Linked DNA regions of Homo sapiens: region 1 is linked to region 2. Evidence: chromatin contacts called from ENCODE POLR2A ChIA-PET data. All regions are on one chromosome and are shown on one strand. Each heading gives the region's core, a stretch centred on a gene start or an enhancer-like site at or near the end of the contact. The rest is flanking DNA. Distances are from core to core; before and after follow the strand shown. Region 1 has its middle 83 kb from the start of HMGA2. Region 2 overlaps MSRB3-AS1 (MSRB3 antisense RNA 1).

Region 1 (3,541 bases), core at 344-2,843, 110 kb before region 2:
GTGACTATGCCCCACATCAGTGCCAAAATAGAATACTTAAACCTTCTTTAACTCTTCTAAGCAAAAGAACCTTCATAAAGTTAAGGATTATAAATAGCTGTAAAGGAATCACTCGGTTACGGCGACCACCCAGGTGGTGCCAGAAGTTGGAAGTAGCCCTCCTCCCTCAGCCCGCCATCAGTGCAGCTCAGAACGAATTGGCTTTGCAGGAACGCTGAGAGAAAAGGAAAAGCCGGCCAAATCTTCCAGGCAGAAGTAGTTCTGATCCGAGGATTAGAGCCTGTCAATTAGGGGTGTCCGAATGGGAAGGAGGAAAGGAGGCGAAGGAAATATGGCTTAAGCTCCAGGGGAGACTCATTTTCTTTAGGAGAGAGGGTCAGGCACCAGGACTAGCGCGTTCCCATTCTCCTCCGAAAGGAGTCCATCCTTATCCGGATTTCCCTTGCCATGAAAATGAGGCCCCCCTCCCGCCGGCGCGTGCTCGCTGGGCTGGTAGAAGCTCCCGGGTGGCCCGCGCGTGGCCCGGCCGCGGCGGGGGTGGCCCCGCGGTCAGCTCTGGAGTCCGCCGCCGCCGCACTAAGGACGGAGCCGGCCCCAGACGCGCCCTGGCCCGGCCTCCCCCCGCCGGGGAGCGCCCCCGGCCCACATCCAGGCTGCGTCGGGGTTTGGCAGGCCCGGCCGGAGGAGGCGCCTTTGAAGTCTCGGCTGGCCGACCGGGAGGGAGATGGATGACCGGGCAGGGGCAGGGACGCTGGGGCCCCGCCTGGTTCCCACGATCAGGCCAGCGCAAGGGGCCACCGTGCGGCGCGGGCGGGCTCCGGGGCAGAAGGGGACGAGCGTGCGCCGGCGCGACCGAGGGAGAACTGGCGGCCGCTCAACACGAAACTGGAGTGGGTGTGAGACAGGAGATGGTGGGAGTCAGAGAACAGTGTGTGTGCGACAGGGGGTGTGACAGAAGACGCAGTGTGAGTGTGAGGGGGCCGGGATGCGTGCGTGCGCCCTGCGTTAAGTGCGCGGGGGTAAAGAAGACACGGGCTGCGCGTGGGGTGGGGGTGTTGGCGGGGCGCGCGCCACAGCGACGTGGAGAGGTCTAAGCCCGGGCCGTCTGCGTGGGGTGCTGGGGTCTCTAACCCCGAGCGTGGGCGAGGGGTGGGGGCTGCTCGCCGGAACCAGCCGGGAGCACCTAACGCCCAGTCCCGCGCAGCGCCCGTCCCGGCAGCTCCGGCGGGTCTGTGGAAGGAGACTCGCGGCGGGAAGGAGATACAACTTAACTTTAGAGCGCGGCGAGAGCTATTAACTTGTCACGGGCATCCGCTCATTCTTTATTTAAAAAAAAGTCACGAGCCCAGAAACCCCCCCAAAGGAGGGAGCGCGCGGGGAGCTGCAGCCACCCCCACAGCGCTAGGGAGATTGGGGTGTGCGCCCCCGCCGCCCGGCCCCGCCCCGCCCCTGCCCTCCCCTCCCCTCCTCTCCTCTCCACTCCTCTCCCCTCCCCTCCCCTCCTCTCCTCTCCTCTCCTCTCTCCGCAGTTCCCCGCACCGCCTGGCCACGCCCCGCCGCCCGGCCACGCCCCCCCAGACTGCATGGCGTCGGCCCGTGAGCCAATGGGAAGCTCCCGGGCTCCGGCCGCCGCGGCAGGTCGCGGCAGGAAGCGGTGGGCTAGCGGTGGCCCCCAGCAAGATCGATCACCTTTCCCCCTCCGCAGCTGGGCCAGAGACCCCGAGGGGAACCGGGCCATGTTCTTCTCGCCCTGCCCTGGGCTTGGAGAAGGCTAAGGCCGGTGGTCCCGGACACCCAGGAGGTTTGCTTCTTAGCCTCTTCTCCAGACTTGCAGACACGGATAATAACTCGCCCGGTTTGAGGCCCAGAGAGAGGCTCATTAACTAGAGATTATACAATAAAGGCTCTCCTGGAGAGGAAGGTCGCCTTCCCCCTTCACCCCAAATTATTTCCGATGGGGTCATTGCATACATCTACAGGCCACATCTGTTCAAAAGGACCTATTAAAATATTTGTTGACCTAGAAGTGAGAGAAGGGAGAGGACTGGGAATGTTGGGGCTCCGGGCGCGGGCGGTGGGGCAGCCGGATGTGGTGAGCGCTGGCGCTTAAAATGCGCCCAGTGGGAGGATATGAAGGGGATGTTAAAAGTCACGCAGGTCGCCTCCTCCCCCATATTGTGTTTGAATGTTCTCCATGTTCAAGGTGGAACCTCAGGCTGCAAGGTGTTTGCTACTCTTAAACTGAGTGGTGAAGAGCCAAGATTTGAAATGGAGGAGATATTTCACAGAACGATTTTGAACTGCAGAAAGAAAAAGGTGGAGCCAGTGGTGGAAGTACAGAAAACAGATGATAAAGGATAGTTGCAAAAATGTCATCAGCATTCTTCAAACCCAACAGGCATTTCTAGAGACCTCTGCTCTCTCTTCTCTGAGTCAAAACTCAAATCTGGGCCCTTAGAGAGCTGCAAGTAAAGGTGCTTGGTTTGTGCTATGGTGAAGCCCCACAGGCTGCAAGGTTTGCTGCCTTGTTGGTGGAGGGCAGGCCCCCTCTTTTAGGTCTTTTTTTCTTTTAATTTCAAATTTGAGCTGGAAGACGGTTTATATATCCTCTTTCTTCTCACTCACCTACATCTACGTTCTGAAAATGGGAACATCGGCTACACAACAGAAGCTGCCTTGCTCCTCTTGATGAGGCGCAGTGTTTACTTGTCACTATTTTATTTTATTGGCAACTTAAAACCTCTGCCCTTGAAGGCAGTTGCTCATCCTGGAGTTTCTTTCAGAACATCTTTTTCTTTCTTTCTTTTTTTTTTTTTTTGAGACGCAGTCTCGCTGTGTCACCCAGGCCGGAGTGCAGTGGTGCGATCTCGGCTCACTGCAAGCTCCGCCTCCCAGGTTCACGCCATTCTCCTGCCTCAGCCTTCCAAGTAGCTGGGACTACAGGCGCCCACCACCACGCCCGGCTAGTTTTTTGTTTTGTTTTGTTTTGTTTTTTGTATTTTTAGTAGAGACGGGGTTTCACTGTGTTAGCCAGGATGGTCTCGATCTCCTGACCTCGTGATCCGCCCGCCTTGGCCTCCCAAAGTGCTGGGATTACAGGCGTGAGTCACCGTGCCCGGCCAAGAACATCTTTATTTAATGAAAAATGGTTGACTTGCAGCAAGTATATCTTAACAAAATTGTAATTATAAATGCATTGTATTGTAGCAAACTGATATTAAAACCAAAAAGGAACCATGTAAACAATGTTTATGACATCATAATTCTTGACTACTTGAAATTAAACTACCTACTCATTTTTAAAAATCGGTCAAAAGCTTTCCACTTTCTTTGTTTTTTGAGATTTTCTTTTTGCATTTGGTAAATTTAGAGACAGACAAAAGGGGGAAGGGGTGTTGTATCTTACTCAACAAATAATTGGGTTAATAACAAACATTCCTATAGCCTGTATGAGGCATGAGACTCTCAGTAAAAATATATCAGTGCAAAGCAGAAGTAAGTTGAAAGGTTATACAGAGAAATTCTACCATGGTGTCAAAAT
Region 2 (3,394 bases), core at 822-3,321:
ATTTTTTATTTTATTCATTTATTTATTTCTTGACACAGTCTCACTCTGTTGCCCAGCCTGGAGTACAGTGGTGTGATCCCGGCTCACTGCAACCTCTGCCTCCCAGTTTCAAGCAATTCTCATGCCTCAGCCTCCCGAGTAGCTGGGACTATAGGCGTGAACCACCATGCCCAGATAGTTTTTGTATTTTTAGTAGAGATGGGATTTCACCATGCTGGCCAGGCTGGCCTTGAACTCCTGGCCTCAAGCGATCTGCCCACCTCGGCCTCCCAAAGTGCTGGGATTACAGACATGAGCCACCACATCTGACCACCCCAGCCTTTACACTGGAAATGCACTATCTACTCTTCTAGATCTCAAGCCTGTCAGCCCACCCTGTGTATTTTGGACTTATCATCATTGGCTTATAATCATGTGAGCCAAATCCTTATAATAAGTCTCTCTCTCTTTTGTATATGTATATACACATATATGTGTATATGTGTATATACATATATGTGTGTATGTGTATACACATATATATACACAAATATACACATATATTTACAAATGTATATAAATATACATTTGTATATTTGAATACACACATATACACATATATACATTTGTATATTTGTGTACACATATATATACATATATGTGAGTATATGTATATGTGTATACAAATATGCACATATATTTGTATATGTATATGTATATACACATATACATATCCTATTGGTTTTGTTTCTCTGGGGAACCCTAACTAATACGCCCCTCAAAATCCAAGTTGCTAGATGCCAGTCAAGGATCAACCTTGCAAGCAGGTCTTCCTAAGGCTAGCAGTCTCTGGCCTACTTTGTTAACCTTTTCTGTACACTACTAATTTTTATAGCAGTAGAAGCCATATGACAATAATGCCATGGAGCAGCAGAGCCTGTGAATAATCAAAAACTATGAGGTGGAGAGAAAGTCAGTAGAGAGAAGTTGGCTGGTAGTGACAGAAAAGTAAAAGCAACAGGCCCAGAGCCCTGGAGTGAAGGCTGCATTGTAAGAGGGGAGCATCCAAGGAGGAACAAGGGGAAGTCTGTGGCAGGGGAGAAGTTTGGGCAAGTCACTAGATGCTCCTTTACCCCACAAGACCTGACCATGTAATTGTGGTTGTGGTAGATTAAAGGTGTCTGGAAATTCTTTGCCACTCTTTACATAATGATATGGGATCTGTTTCCCCTCTCCTTGAATCTGGGTTGGCCTATGACTTGCTGTAACCAACAGAATGCTGCAGAAGTGACACTGTGGCTGTTTGAGACATGAACCTTAAGAAAACCTGGCAGTTTCTGCTTTTGTACTCTTGGGAGCCCGGGGTCCCCAGGTAATGGTAGTCGGCTGCACTGCTGGAGAAACCACTGAGAGAGAGTGAGAGAGAGGGAGGGAGAGACGTCGGACCAGCCCCAGCTGTTTCAGCCATCCCAGCTGTGGTGACATGCATGGGAATGAAGTCATTCTGTATTATTTGAGAGTTAGCCTAGTTGAGACTCTACATAATGCCACCTGCATGAGTGATTCCACGCAAGACCAGCAGCAGCATTGCTGCTGAGCTCCACCAAGATTACAGATTTCATGAACAAATAATAAAATGTTGTGGCTTTAAATCACAGACTTTTGGGGTGGCTTCTTTCCTAGCAATAGATAACTAATATGGTGAAGCAGCCGGAACTATCTGAGGACAGTGGCTTCATTGTAATAGTGAAGCACAGGAGTAGAAAGCAAGAGATGTCTGTAGCCGGGGCAGCAGGATGACTCTGTGACAGTCGACACAATATTTTATTTTCCTTCCAGTTTCCACTGTTTCACAATACTGACATGTGTCACTTTACAAAGAAAACAATCTGTACCCTTCTGAATTAGGCTTTACACTAGAATCTTTTCCAGACCTTCCCAACCCTCAAACCGAAGTTTGTGAACAGTGGAATGAGTTCCCACACACAATGAGTCATGTTTGTCTTCTGAGTGCCGATTGCCTTAGTGGAGACCTTAGATCATCAAATCGCATGCCCTGAAGCTTGTTTCTTCATGCAGGGAGCCAAAATCCATTGTATAACCTCATCTCCGGCAAAGATTCTCAACATGCGCCTGACTATGTATGTGCAAGATGCCAAATCAGTGAGTCCAAAAATGTAACAATTATCCCTGAAACCAGTCTGACCAATTTTATGGACAGAATTAATGGGTCATTTTGTGGTAGCAGAAACTGGACCTATGACCAATTGTTTCTAATATTTTTATGTATCTTTTATGGATGAGGAAACCAAGGGCAGGGGTGAGGGGAGAGAGAGAGCGCTCATGAATTATCAGAGCCATTGAACAAGTCAATATCGAAGGCAGGGACATCACCCATGGCTCCCAAATCTCCTTCAGGGCTTTCTCCACTATTGGCAGCATTAGTTTTCATTGGATGTATGTATATTGCTCTGCTGGAGAGGGCATAGTTACAGCCCTGCTTTTTTGTGTTTTTTTTTTTTTAACCTTAAGTAAAACATTTTTCTCCTTTGTGATATCACAGTTTTACCCCGGACACTTGGTTAGTTTCTTATGGGCAGTCTCAGTCATCTCTTTAAAAAAAAAATTCAGAAGTAAGCTCCCAAAAGATCATGTGTTGAGAAAGAACATTTAAACCTAGCCAGTAGGGTGGGAGGGAAGGAAGGGGAGAGTGTGGAGAGGCTCTCCCTGCTGATAATCTTGGAAGAAAGAATTACCTGACTTAGAAATGTGATATTTTTCTAGGCCACCTCGTTTCTTCTGATTAAAAATAACCACTTTCCATTATGTACATATAAGAGAAAAATGAATGAAAACATAGCTAGGAAGTAGCCTAGAATGATAAATCAGGGAGAGTATAATCTACACGTGCATATTCAGTCAGTAAACACTCAGTATTTATAGCATATGGAGAACTCATTCATTCATTCATTCATTCACTCACGTATCACCTGTCCATTGATCTGTTTACTTAACAAACATTGACTGAACACCTACTACAGGCAATGTCCTACAGAGACACGTAAGGTAAAGACCATATTTCCTGCTCTCCAGGGATTGCTTTTATAGTCTCATAAAGGAGATAAGACAAGACAAGAACACAAAGAACTATGATCAAGGTAATAAATGAGTAAGCACCATAGGAGAGAAAAATAAAGTGAGATGAAAGTTCAGAAAAGGGAGACATCATTTCTGGCCAAAGGAAATATAGAGTAGAAAGATTTCTTAAAAGTATAATCTATCACCCTGCAACTCCTAGTTTAAAAGCCTCACATAGTTATTAGCTCTGTGACCTTGGGCAAATCATAAATTTTCTGCTTCTTAGTTTGCTTATCTTTTAAAAGAAAGGGTTGGACTAAATGATCTTGAAGGTCCT

Evidence for each region. ChIA-PET counts read pairs that join two places held with the same protein, here RNA polymerase II (POLR2A).
Region 1: POLR2A ChIA-PET joins it to region 2 with 12 read pairs in BJ. The contact joins two enhancer-like sites. POLR2A ChIA-PET finds 5 or more read pairs at or near these places in 3 of 52 experiments (A549, BJ and activated CD4-positive, alpha-beta T cell).

Annotation. Positions count from the first base shown.
Region 1 is chr12:65,739,548-65,743,088 of GRCh38, reverse strand. No RefSeq gene overlaps it. Among named protein-coding and RNA genes, the nearest start is that of HMGA2, 83 kb to the left of the region's middle. RefSeq lists enhancers at 576-1,076, 1,077-1,577 and a silencer at 1,527-1,576. Within about 2 kb of position 1,593, at least 6 of the 41 ENCODE cell types and tissues checked have a DNase peak (open chromatin) inside an H3K27ac peak, as active enhancers do.
Region 2 is chr12:65,630,393-65,633,786 of GRCh38, reverse strand. The region is part of intron 1 of MSRB3-AS1 (MSRB3 antisense RNA 1); the gene reads left to right. Among named protein-coding and RNA genes, the nearest start is that of MSRB3-AS1, 10 kb to the left of the region's middle. Within about 2 kb of position 2,071, at least 9 of the 41 ENCODE cell types and tissues checked have a DNase peak (open chromatin) inside an H3K27ac peak, as active enhancers do.